Regions from separate parts of the Homo sapiens genome. Here region 1 is linked to region 2. The links are chromatin loops, found by intact Hi-C in ENCODE. Cell type or tissue: OCI-LY7. All regions are shown on one strand. Each heading gives the region's core, and the rest is flanking DNA. Links, peaks and the distances in the headings are about the cores only. Region 1 overlaps RALY (RALY heterogeneous nuclear ribonucleoprotein). Region 2 has its middle 46 kb from the start of RALY.

Region 1 (5,377 bases), core at 121-5,120, 74 kb after region 2:
CTTCAGGAGGTCGAGGCGGGTGGATCACTTGAGGTCAGGAGTTCAAGAGCAGCCTGGCCAAGTTGGTGAAACCCTGTCTTTACTAAAAATATTTTAAAAATTAGCCAGGCCTGGTGGTGGGCACCTGTAATCCCGGCTACTCGGGAGACTAAGGCAGGAGAATTGCTTGAACCCGAGAGGTGGAGGTTGCAGTGAGTCGAGATCATGCATCTTGCACTCCAGCCTGGGCGACACAGCGAGACTCTGTCTCAAAAGAAAAAAAAAAAGGATCCTTCTGCTCTTCACATAGCTCCAGTTCCTTTAACTCAGCACAGGTGAGAGCAACCTAGTGAGATGCCTGGTCTTGGCCTCTGCTTTAAGTGGTTACCTGGCCAGACCCGAAAACATGATGGGATGGGAGGTAGGGGCAAGCCCATAAAGCAGACTGAAGGATTCTTTGATGCTGTGGGTCGTCTCACATTTCTGCTAGAACCGAAGATCCCCATGTTCTAGTAATCTACTCAGCTTAGAAGCCTGTTCAGTAGGCAGACACTGGGTGCTCTGTTAGGTACTGCAAGGGACACAGAGTTGAGTAAGACACAGTCCCTGCTCTTGAGAAACTTAGAATTCTGGGGGAGTGGGGAGGTAGTGGTGGGTGAGGGACAACCATACACATACAAATTATGTAAGACAGAGCAAGCTTTATTCGGTAGATAGGAAGCTTGGCCGGGCGCGGTGGCTCACGCCTGTAATCCCAGCACTTTGGGAGGCCGAGGCGGGCGGATCACGAGGTCAGGAGATCGAGACCATCCCGGCTAAAACGGTGAAACCCCGTCTCTACTAAAAATACAAAAAATTAGCCGGGCGTAGTGGTGGGCGCCTGTAGTCCCAGCTACTTGGGAGGCTGAGGCAGGAGAATGGCGTGAACCCGGGAGGCGGAGCTTGCAGTGAGCCGAGATCCCGCCACTGCATTCCAGCCTGGGCAACAGAGCAAGACTCTGTCTCAAAAAAAAAGGAAGCTTGAGTGCCCACTGTGTACCAGGTTCTGAAAATAGTGTATAGACATATGAAACACAGTTCCTGTTTTTCAAGAACTCCCAGTAAATTAGATAGGCATGTGAAGGTTCACCGTAACACATGTAAGTGGAGGATGTGCTGGACAGATTACCTGGGAAGGAGGCTAGTCAGGGAACATGAGGAAGGATTAACTCCCATGGGGGTGAGGGGAGGAATCATTGGCAAAGACTTCTCCCAGGTGTTGGCATTTGGACTTGTCTCTGAGTAGATAATATTGGCAAAGGGATGGAGAAAGTCATTGAGGATGTTAGGGAACAGCATGAGGAATGGTAGAAGCTGCCAAATTACAACTCAGTGTGATTGGAGTGCAGTGTGCAGGAAAAGGATGTGGTAGAGGATGAATAAGGGTAGAGTTTAAACCATCCTGTAGGCAAAGGGGATCCACTGAGGTTACAGGACTGTGGTAGGAATAATGGATTAGTCAACAGGTGATTGGAGACAGATTAGTTAGAACATGTCAGCAAACTGGTGGGGCAAATCTAGCCCATTGCCTCTTTTGTAAAGTTTTACTGGAACACAGCCACACTCATTTGTTCATCCATGATTGCTTTTGCACTACAGTGGCAGAGTTGAATACCACGCAGACTATGGTAGCCCACAAAGCCTAATTACTATCTGATCCTATACAGAAAAAGTTTGCTGACCTGTAAGAAAGAAGGTAGTTATGCAAGTTCTGTAAGAGAAGATAAATGTCAGAACTAGGCCTGAAATGGATTGCAGGTGTTTGAAGAAGGGACATGATTTAGTAGAGAACACCTGTCCTACCTACCGCTCAAAACTATAAAAATCAAATTTGCTGAAAGTCATTGTCTTTTTCTTTTTTTTTTTTAATTAGTTTATTTTTTTTGAGACAGAGTCTCACTCAGTCACCCAGGCTGGAGTGCAGTGGTGCAATCTTGGCTCACTGCAACCTCCGCCTCCGGGGTTCAAGCGATTCTTGTGCCTCAGCTTCCCAAGTAGCTGGGATTACAGGCGTGCACCACCACGCCTGGCTAATTTTTGTATTGTTAGTAGAGATGGGGTTTTGCCATGTTGGCCAGGCTGGTCTTGAACTCCTGACCTCAAGTGATCTACCTGCCTGGACCTCCCAAAGTGCTGGGATTTACAGGCATGAGCCACTGTGCCAGGCTGAAAGTCACCGTCTTAGTCCATTTTGTGCTGCTGTAACAGAATACCATAGACTGAGTCATTTACAAACAATAGAAGTTTGTTTGGCTCATGCTTCTGGAGGCTGGGAAGTCCAAGATCAAGGGGCCGCCCGCATCTGGTGAGGGCCACGTTGCTGCATAAAAACCTGGCAGAAGGCATCACATGGTGAGAGAGAGTGGGAGGGCTGAACTCACTTTTATAATAAACCCACTCTCAAGATAGCAGACACTTTCCTGCAGTAATGACATTAATCCATTCATGAAGGCAGAGCCCTCATGCACTAATGTTGCCTCTCAGAGTCCCCTGTCTCAACATTGTTGCTTTGGGGATTAAGTTTCCAACACATGAGCTTTAGGAGACACATTCAAACCATAGCAGTCATGGCCATAAAAGGATACTTGATACACAGGCAAGTCCTGATTTGCCTTTATTAGCTGCGTGACCTTGGGCCAGTCACTTAACTCAGAAGTTCGGGTGAATATAATAAGTAGAATATGGTGAGTAGAATAAAGAAAAGACTCATCAGTCAGATCTTCCTCAGGAGACGGAACTCTTTTTAAAAAATTTGTTCTTTTAAATTTTTTTATTATTAAAAAAATTTTTTTTAATTTGTTCTTTTAAGTTTTTTTATTATTAAAAAAAAATTTTTTTTTAAATAGAGACGGGTCTTGCTCTGTTGCCCAGGCTGGTCCTCAACTCCTGGCCTCCCAAAGTGATCCTTCCACCTTGGCCTCCCAAAGTGCTGGGATTACAGGCATGAGCCACCACACTCAGCCTTCTCTTTCTTTCCTTTTTTCTTTCTTTCTTTCTTTCTTTTTTTTTTTTTTTAATAAAGACAATGTCTCACTTGGCTGCCCATGCTGGTCTCGAACTCCTGGGCTCAGGTGGTCTCCTGTCTCGGCCTGCCAAACTGCTGGGTTTATAGATGGGAGCCACCATGCACAGCCTGGACAAAGCTCTTATTCTCTTCTCTATACCTTATACCTCACCCCTAGTTTTTAAGTTTGAGGGCCCTCTAGTGGAAAAGACAGATACCGTAGAAAATCTGGATCATAGTATGAGTTGAGAAGTTGGGGATGGGTAGGCAGAAGGTTTTGATCACTCAAAGCAGCTGATGTTGTGGGTGGAGGGGCTTATGATACTTTGAGACACCCTATACCTTTCCCCTCCATAACTGTTGACACTTGTTCTGGCCAGTTTGAACTTGTTTCTGCCCCTCAACTGCCAGAGCACATAAGGCCCCTACGAAACTAAAGGCTGGCTTTATCCCTCAGTCACCTTTACCAAACAGAAACTTTGTAAGTGCCACTTGATGTCCCTATGTGCCTCTCCCTGCCACTCTACTGAGCCTCCTATGCCTCACTTCCTTTTTCCTTCAGCACTGTGCATCTGCCCTGAAGGACGGAAAAAGTACCATCTAGGGAGACCACAGTGGTGAGTTTTAAGCTCATTTCTGCCTTCAGCTTCCTATGTGACCAAAGGCAATTCATTTCATGTCTCTGGCCCTTCTGTAGGCTCCAGTGCAGATTATCTTCAGCCACTTTTTGGGACTTGGGATTTCTTCTCTAAGCCTCCAGCTTCATAGCATAGCATTTTTTCCCCCAAAGTTCCCCTCTCTTTTCAATCTAGAATATTAGTATATGCTCAAAGATCATTTGCTTGAAATTCACTACCTTCACCTGTGAGGAGAGTAGTCGTATCTGTTTTTATTGGTAGAGTTCCAGGAACTGGCAGTCAGTCTGACTGCTAGAGTGGAACAGACCCCGTCAGCAAGGCATGATGTCTCCAGGATGGGCTGTGTAGTTCAGTACAGACAAACTTTTGGCCCTGGGAATCCAAGATACAGTAGAGGAAGAAGGGCCAGGCACTAGTCTAGGCAGTTTACGTAATTTTTTCCCCTCATTTATCTTCACTATTCTGAGGTAGGTGATTTAATCACCATTTTACAAATGTGAGGACTTAAGTTTTAGAGAGTATCATTTGGTAGACAGTGACTGACTCATTGTGGATACAGGAAAACAACTGAATATTTCTTGCTCCCAAGTAGGGAAGAGTGGTAGAAGAGACAGGCAAGTGAACGGTGGTCAAAGCACCAAGGATACCCAGTTTTGGTGGGAGAGCCATGGCTTAAACCTAGGTCTATCTGCTAATTGTTTCTACTATATGCTGCCTTCCTTACAGAGGGGTGGAGAGAGCAGCAAACCCAAGTGGACATCCAGGCTGGCAAGCAGTCTCTGGACAATGGCCATTGGTGGGGAGGCCTGTCCTTGGATTTTGAGTTGGGCTTTAGTTCGAGGGGGTGGGGGTCTGAAGTCTTAAGCGGGTGACTAAGGCAGGGGCTCTCATGTGGAGCTAACCCCATTTATAGAATAAAGCACCTAATTTTGTGCACTCTAGAAAGTGAAGCCTTATGGTCAGCACTGATCATATGCTGGAGTATCACAAGAGCCCCACAGTCAGTCTATGGTATAATAGGGCCAGAACCAGTCTCCTTATTCCCAATCAGGCCACCTCTCACCTCACTCAGACTTAATACAGTATAGAATAACTTTGGAGGGGACCTCAGTGTGGAGGCTGGAACTGCAAATTTCAAGCTTACATATCAGTTTTTGAATAGGTATTCAAAAACCAATGACAGGCTGGGTGTGGTGGCTCACGCCTGTAATCCCAGCACTTTGGGAGTCCAAGGCGGGCGGATCACCTGAGATTATCAGGAGTTCGAGACCAGCCTGGCCAACATGGTCTGAGTGAGGTGAGAGGTGGCCTGATTGGGAATAAGGAGACTGGTTCTGGCCCTGCCACTGACTTCCCTCTGTGACTTTGGACAGATTCCCCTCCCTGCTCTGGTCTTACCTCCCTTTTTATAAAATGGTTGAGCCCTTCCAACTCTGGTCTCATCAGGGGCATGAAAGCCATTTTCTACACAGTCTCAGTTGCACAGAGCAGTGTCTGGTCGGAGCTTTGGTGTGTTGGTTACTGATTATAAAGCTTTAGATTCTCACTTCCAGCTCAAGAGGGGGAAGGGGAACCATCCAACTGTCTCATTAGCATGGAGAAAAGAAAACAGTAATTACTCGTGCCTCCCTTGATAATTCCTGCAGGGTTGGATCTTCTAGGGAAGGAGGAGGGGAAAACTAGAGATAGCTTCAGCTGAGAAAGGAGAAATGCTGTT
Region 2 (5,377 bases), core at 172-5,171:
TTCTACCAATGCCCTTTCTTGCCTCTGATTGATATGACAAGTCCTGCTGTTCTGGGTTGGCCTTAAGCTGTGCTGGATTGGAACAAACATTCCTCACGTGAGTGGTACAGTTCTTGCTCTATTCATGAGCCCCTCACCTATGCTCCCTACTGGTAGTGGTATGTGGGAGGCAGCGGGTGAGGTCAGCATTGAAATAGATCACGTTTCAGGAATGCAGTGATTGTGGCACAAAGAGTTGAAGAGAAGAGATGGTTGGGAAAAGCGCTGTTCTACATTACATAGTGTGTTCGTCCTTTTATGTTATGGTATACCTGAGGCTGGGTAATGTATAAAGAAGAGAGGTTTAATTGGCTTCTGGTTCTGCAGGCTGTACAGGAAGTGTGGTACTGGGGTCTGCTCCTGGGGTGGGCCTCAGGAAGCTTACAGTCATGGTGGAAAGCAAAAGGGGCAGGTGCATCATGTGGTGACAGCAGAGTGAGAGACAGCTGGGGAGACGTGCCAGGCTCTCTAAACAACCAGCTCTTGCATGAACCATCAGAGCCAGAACTCACTCATTACCATGGGGATGGCACCAAGCCATTCCTGAGGGACCCATCCCCGTGATACAATCACCTCCCACCAGGCCCCACCTCCAACACTGGGAATTACGCTTCAACGTGAACTTTGGAGGGGACAAACATCCAAACCATATCACACTGTAAAATTCCAAATGGTAAATTTAATATGACCAGAAGACAAATGATCATTCATATATTCTCTAGACTCTGGGGAAGACTTCCCTTATGGTCATCATCAATGAAGCACTGTCTTTGAGTCATTGGAAGCCCAGTACTCCCCAGTAGCACAACGGATGATGCAACCTAATGAGTAACCAGCATTCAGTAAATGTTGTCAGGGAAATGCAGAGGCAAGAAGATCTTTATTGTTTCAATATAAACAGAGCCTGAGGAGCCTGGCATTGTGAGCAATAACAATGTTGCTGCTTTTTTCTTGTGTTTTTTCCTTGTGGTGGGACATATGAGCCCAGAGCCACACATTTGACAGTAAAGAACAGGAGGAGATGGTGCCTGGATACTGCAGAGAATCTTCACATGCACTAATTGAAAAATACTAAAATACCTAAGTACTTCTTCTGTATTCACAACTCTCAATCTTCGTCAATACCTCATCATTCCTCACATGGGCCCAATAATTTTGTAATACATTTTAAAATCAAATTGTTTATATAGGCAGGGCTTCCAAAAACATATTTTCCAGGGTCCCATGCACCTTAGGCACAGCCCTGTTCTCACTTTCAGATGCAACGTCTTCCGGAAGCTCACACATGGGCCCCACATCCATTTATCCTCCTTCCAGTATCCATGCCCCCACTTTCCTCTGAAAAAAACACTCCCTGCCCATAATCAGCCTGCATGGAATCTGATGAAGCAGAGTTGACCAACTCTGGGGATGAAAGTCCTGACTTAGCCCTAAGCCAGTCAGCATATCTCATTCTGTGGTCCCAGCACTTGGTTCAGGAATGGGCATATGTCCCAATCAAAGTCAATGAGATGCAATGAAACTTTTATTTGGGATTCTAGGAAAGGGACACTCTCTTCCCTGCTGTACCTGAAACCTAACAGCACATAAGAGCTGGATCTGTTCCCACCATCTTGTTGTCGCATGAGGCCTAGAACTCAAGCAGCAGCTGAAGAAGCAAGTGGAGACATGGTAAGGGAGCTAGGACCTGGTGAGCTCATCTGTGTTCCTGATCAAGCTGCACCTGAAGCCAGGACACACACTTGGACCATAAGCCAATAATATCCCCTTTTGCGGAAGCAGTTTTGGTTGGATTTCTTCTTATTTGCAACCAGATTAAATCAAATGGATAATCATGTCTGAGTGTAAATGCTTTTGTTGTCCATATACTAATGCCTTCTCAATTCTGATTTTTTTGGCTGTCTAACAGAATGATGTCCTGAAGTATGCATTAACCTCTGCCTGATTCCTCTTTCTTTTATTTTATTTTCTTTCTTTCTTCTTCTTCGTCTTCTTTTTTTTTTTTTTTTTTTAATGGAGTCTCACTCTGTCACCCAGGCTGAAGTGCAGTGGCATGACTACAACCTCCGCCTCCCAGGTTCAAGCAATTCTCCTACCTCAGCCTCCCAAGTAGCTGGGATTACAGATGCCCGTCACCACGCCCAGCTAATTTTTTTGTATTTTTAATAGAGATGGGGTTTCACCACCGTATTGGCTGGACTGGTTTCGAACTCCTGACCTCAGGTGATTCATCCACGTTGGCTTCTCAAAGGGTTAGGATTACAGACCTGAGCCACTGCACCCGGCCCTGGTTCCTATTTCTACCTCCTCCCTGCCCCACAACTGAGGCCTCTTGACATTTGCTGCAGGCTCAGCCCCTCTCCAATTACCATGGAAAAATCCTGCCCTAAGTTGGAGGAGTCAATAACTCCAGCCCCACTGCAGACTCAATTGAGAACTTCTCTCTCATTTCATAGCCTGTCCAGCCTTTCCAGTTTATAACTGTATTCCCTACTCACTCTAAGGTCTGAGTCCAAGTCATGGTGTCTGAGATCTTAAAAATAGAATCATCAGAATGACCCGCCTTGCCAGTTTCAGGGTACAAATATAGCCACCTTTATTTCAATTTTCCACTCATTCAAGTTCTCACATACTTTTTTTAGTGCAAGGTCCCAAGACACCCTCTTTAGGCATCCACTGATCCCTGGATTTTCAAAGTCTAGGGGATAACTTGGGCTTAGGGCATCAGTGTGGTTCCAATGCCACCTACAGAGAGAACTAGTCTATCAGTCCACCACCAATAGTCATTGCTCCTCACTGCCACATGGTGTCGCTGTTGAAGACTGATTCTGCATAGTCTCATGGCTGCTTGTCCATTGCTGCCAGATGTCCTTGCTGGGTTCCTGCACAAGTCACAGTAGTGCCCCCTCTTGGTCTTAGCATTTATCACAAATTTAATCACATATTTGTTTTCCTGCTTATTGTCTGACTCTCCTATAGGACGTAAGTTCCATGGGTGCAGTTCCTATATGTGCTTTATTCAGCACTACTGAATTTGTACCAGAATAGGTACTTAATAAATATTGCTGAAATCAATGAGTGAATGAAGAAATGCATGCATGCCTGCATGAATAAATGAAATAAAGTGTCTGAAGCAAGGGGGAGACAAGACAGAGAAAGTGGTTTCCAGAGACAGAATCTCAGCCCACCTCTTGAGAGGGAGATGGCATACTTGTTACATAAATGCTTCTACTCCCCACTCCTTTGTCCATGGGGCCACTAATCAATCACATCATTCTTTCTCGCTGAGGTTGGAGACAATTTCTAAATCCTCAGTACAGAAGTCCAGCCATCTCTTGTAATGAATTGGAGGAGGCAGACAACAATGGAACGTTTTGTGGTAACAGGATGCAAGGGAATGTTCTCACTGTGGCAGTTTTAACATATAGCCCCCAAATTCTTTGACATTCCTCTTATTTAATGGTGGGATCCCTGACCCTTGCCCTTGAATCTGGGTTCTGCGAATGCTTGACCAATAGACAATGGCAGAAATGATGTTCTATAAGTTTCCAGGAACAGGTATTAAGAACCTGGCAACTTCCTCTTTCTGTCTCTTTAAACATTCATCTTGAAACCCAGCTGCCATGCTGTGAGGAAGCCCAAGCTGCTTTGGGAAGAGGCCCACCTGAGAGAAAACAGCAGCCAGTGCCAGCTTGCTGGCCTTGTGAGTGAGTCACCTTGGCAACGGACCCTCCAGCCTTAGTAGAGACATCCCTGGTGACATTACATGAACAAAGATGACCTGTCCCCACTGAACCCTGCCCAGACTGCAGGCTCATGACAAAATAAATGGTCTCTGTCTTACGCCGCTAAGTTTAGAGTGTTTTGTTAGGCAGCAGTAGTAACTGGGACACTCATCAAACTTCAGCATCAACTCTGCTACCATGGCTCAGTCCTTACAATCAAGTTCTGTCTCAGTTTCCCCGGCTCCACATGCCAGGTCCCCTTCTGGGCCTGCGGCTTTGAGAGGAAGCTTACATCTTATCCCATCCATGGAATGGGATAGGAGCTTATTCTGCTCCCTATATTGCCAGTCATGTAGGGGGATTGCATAGCCTGCAGTCACCACCCACTTGGTCTCTCCAGCAGCCCATGCTGAGAGCCTGAATATTTCATGATAGGCTGCAGCTTTTGAGCTTAGGAAGGAACTGCGGGTGTCATTTCGAGCTAGTTCCCATCCCTTTCATTCCCATGCCTGTATTTGTCAACGCTTAGCAGAGGACTTGCCCTTGTGCGCTGTTTGGGAAGCTGTGTGCCATGTCCGATTCACTGCCCCGTCACTGCCTGTTACTCCTTGTGGATGCAGATGCCCTAGACTCAGGGGGACCATCTTCAGAGCCTCTGCTAAGTGGTTCTCAAACATGTTTAGATGCCATTTAGCCACTTGGATGACCCAGTGACTGCCTCATTAATCTGACAAATGTTGGAAACAACTTGCTTCCTTCTCTCTTTCTGACATTAGGCACCAGCAGCTTCCTCACCTCTGGCACACTTTGAATTTTAGTAGGCCAGTGGAGCCTGCCTTTGGAGGTAGACAGAGGTGAATTCAACTTCCAGATTTATGATGTGAATCTCTCAAGTTCTCGTGATCTTGGGAGGGGGATATCATTTCCTTGGTCCTGGGGTTCCACGTTTGTTCAATGGGGATAATGCCAGCCTCAGAAAGCTGCTATGAGGAGTCAGTGAGACAAGGTGCACAACTCATAGTTTGGTGGGGCCTGTTAGCCCCTTGAGATCAGCACAACATGAGTTCAAATCTCCCACTTGCCATTCTAAGCAAGTTAGTGCTTGTTAGGGCTCAGAATAGTGCCTGTTAGGAAGCACTAGAGAAGCCAGGCATGGTGACTTATGCCTGTCATACCAGCACTTTGGGAGGTTTAGGCAGGAGGATCACTTGAGCCTAGGAGGTCGAAGCTGCAGTGAACTATGATTGTGCCACTGCACTCCAGCCTGGGAGACAGAGCAAGACCCTGTCTTAAAAAAAAAAAAGAAAAAGAAAAAAAAGACAAGAAAGAAAGCACTAGAGAAAGGACTGAGCCATGGTAGGAGAGTTGAGGCTGAAGTTTGGTGAGTATTAATTTTATGGATCACTTTTGTGTGTCTTCAACTCCAGGCTTCTGGAATGTCTACCTTTGATAATAATTATTTTTCTTTTTTAGAGATGGAGTCTCACTATGTTGCCCAGTCTGGTCTTGAACTCCTGGACTCAAGTGATTCTCCTGCCTCAGCCTCCCAAAGTGCTGGTATGACAGGTGTGAGCCACCACATTTGGCCTGAATGTCTATCTTGAGAGGTGGTG

The links. A loop is a pair of places that touch in the nucleus more often than their neighbours do. Peaks named below come from ENCODE experiments on the same cell type or tissue, not always from the same donor. Only the 100,000 strongest peaks of a DNase experiment are listed, where the experiment ranks them.
Region 1: it touches region 2 in a loop (5-fold over the local background); 9 of 110 quality-filtered maps call a loop at or near these places.

The regions. Positions count from the first base shown.
Region 1 is chr20:34,019,077-34,024,453 of GRCh38, forward strand. The region is part of intron 1 of RALY (RALY heterogeneous nuclear ribonucleoprotein); the gene reads left to right. Among named protein-coding and RNA genes, the nearest start is that of MIR4755, 27 kb to the right of the region's middle. In OCI-LY7, for the core only: CTCF peaks have their summits at 3,237 (motif pointing left) and 3,438; DNase peaks (open chromatin) are centred at 3,215 and 3,585; H3K27ac peaks cover 998 bases.
Region 2 is chr20:33,945,024-33,950,400 of GRCh38, forward strand. No RefSeq gene overlaps it. Among named protein-coding and RNA genes, the nearest start is that of RALY, 46 kb to the right of the region's middle. In OCI-LY7, for the core only: CTCF peaks have their summits at 2,879 (motif pointing right) and 3,087; DNase peaks (open chromatin) are centred at 2,878 and 3,668.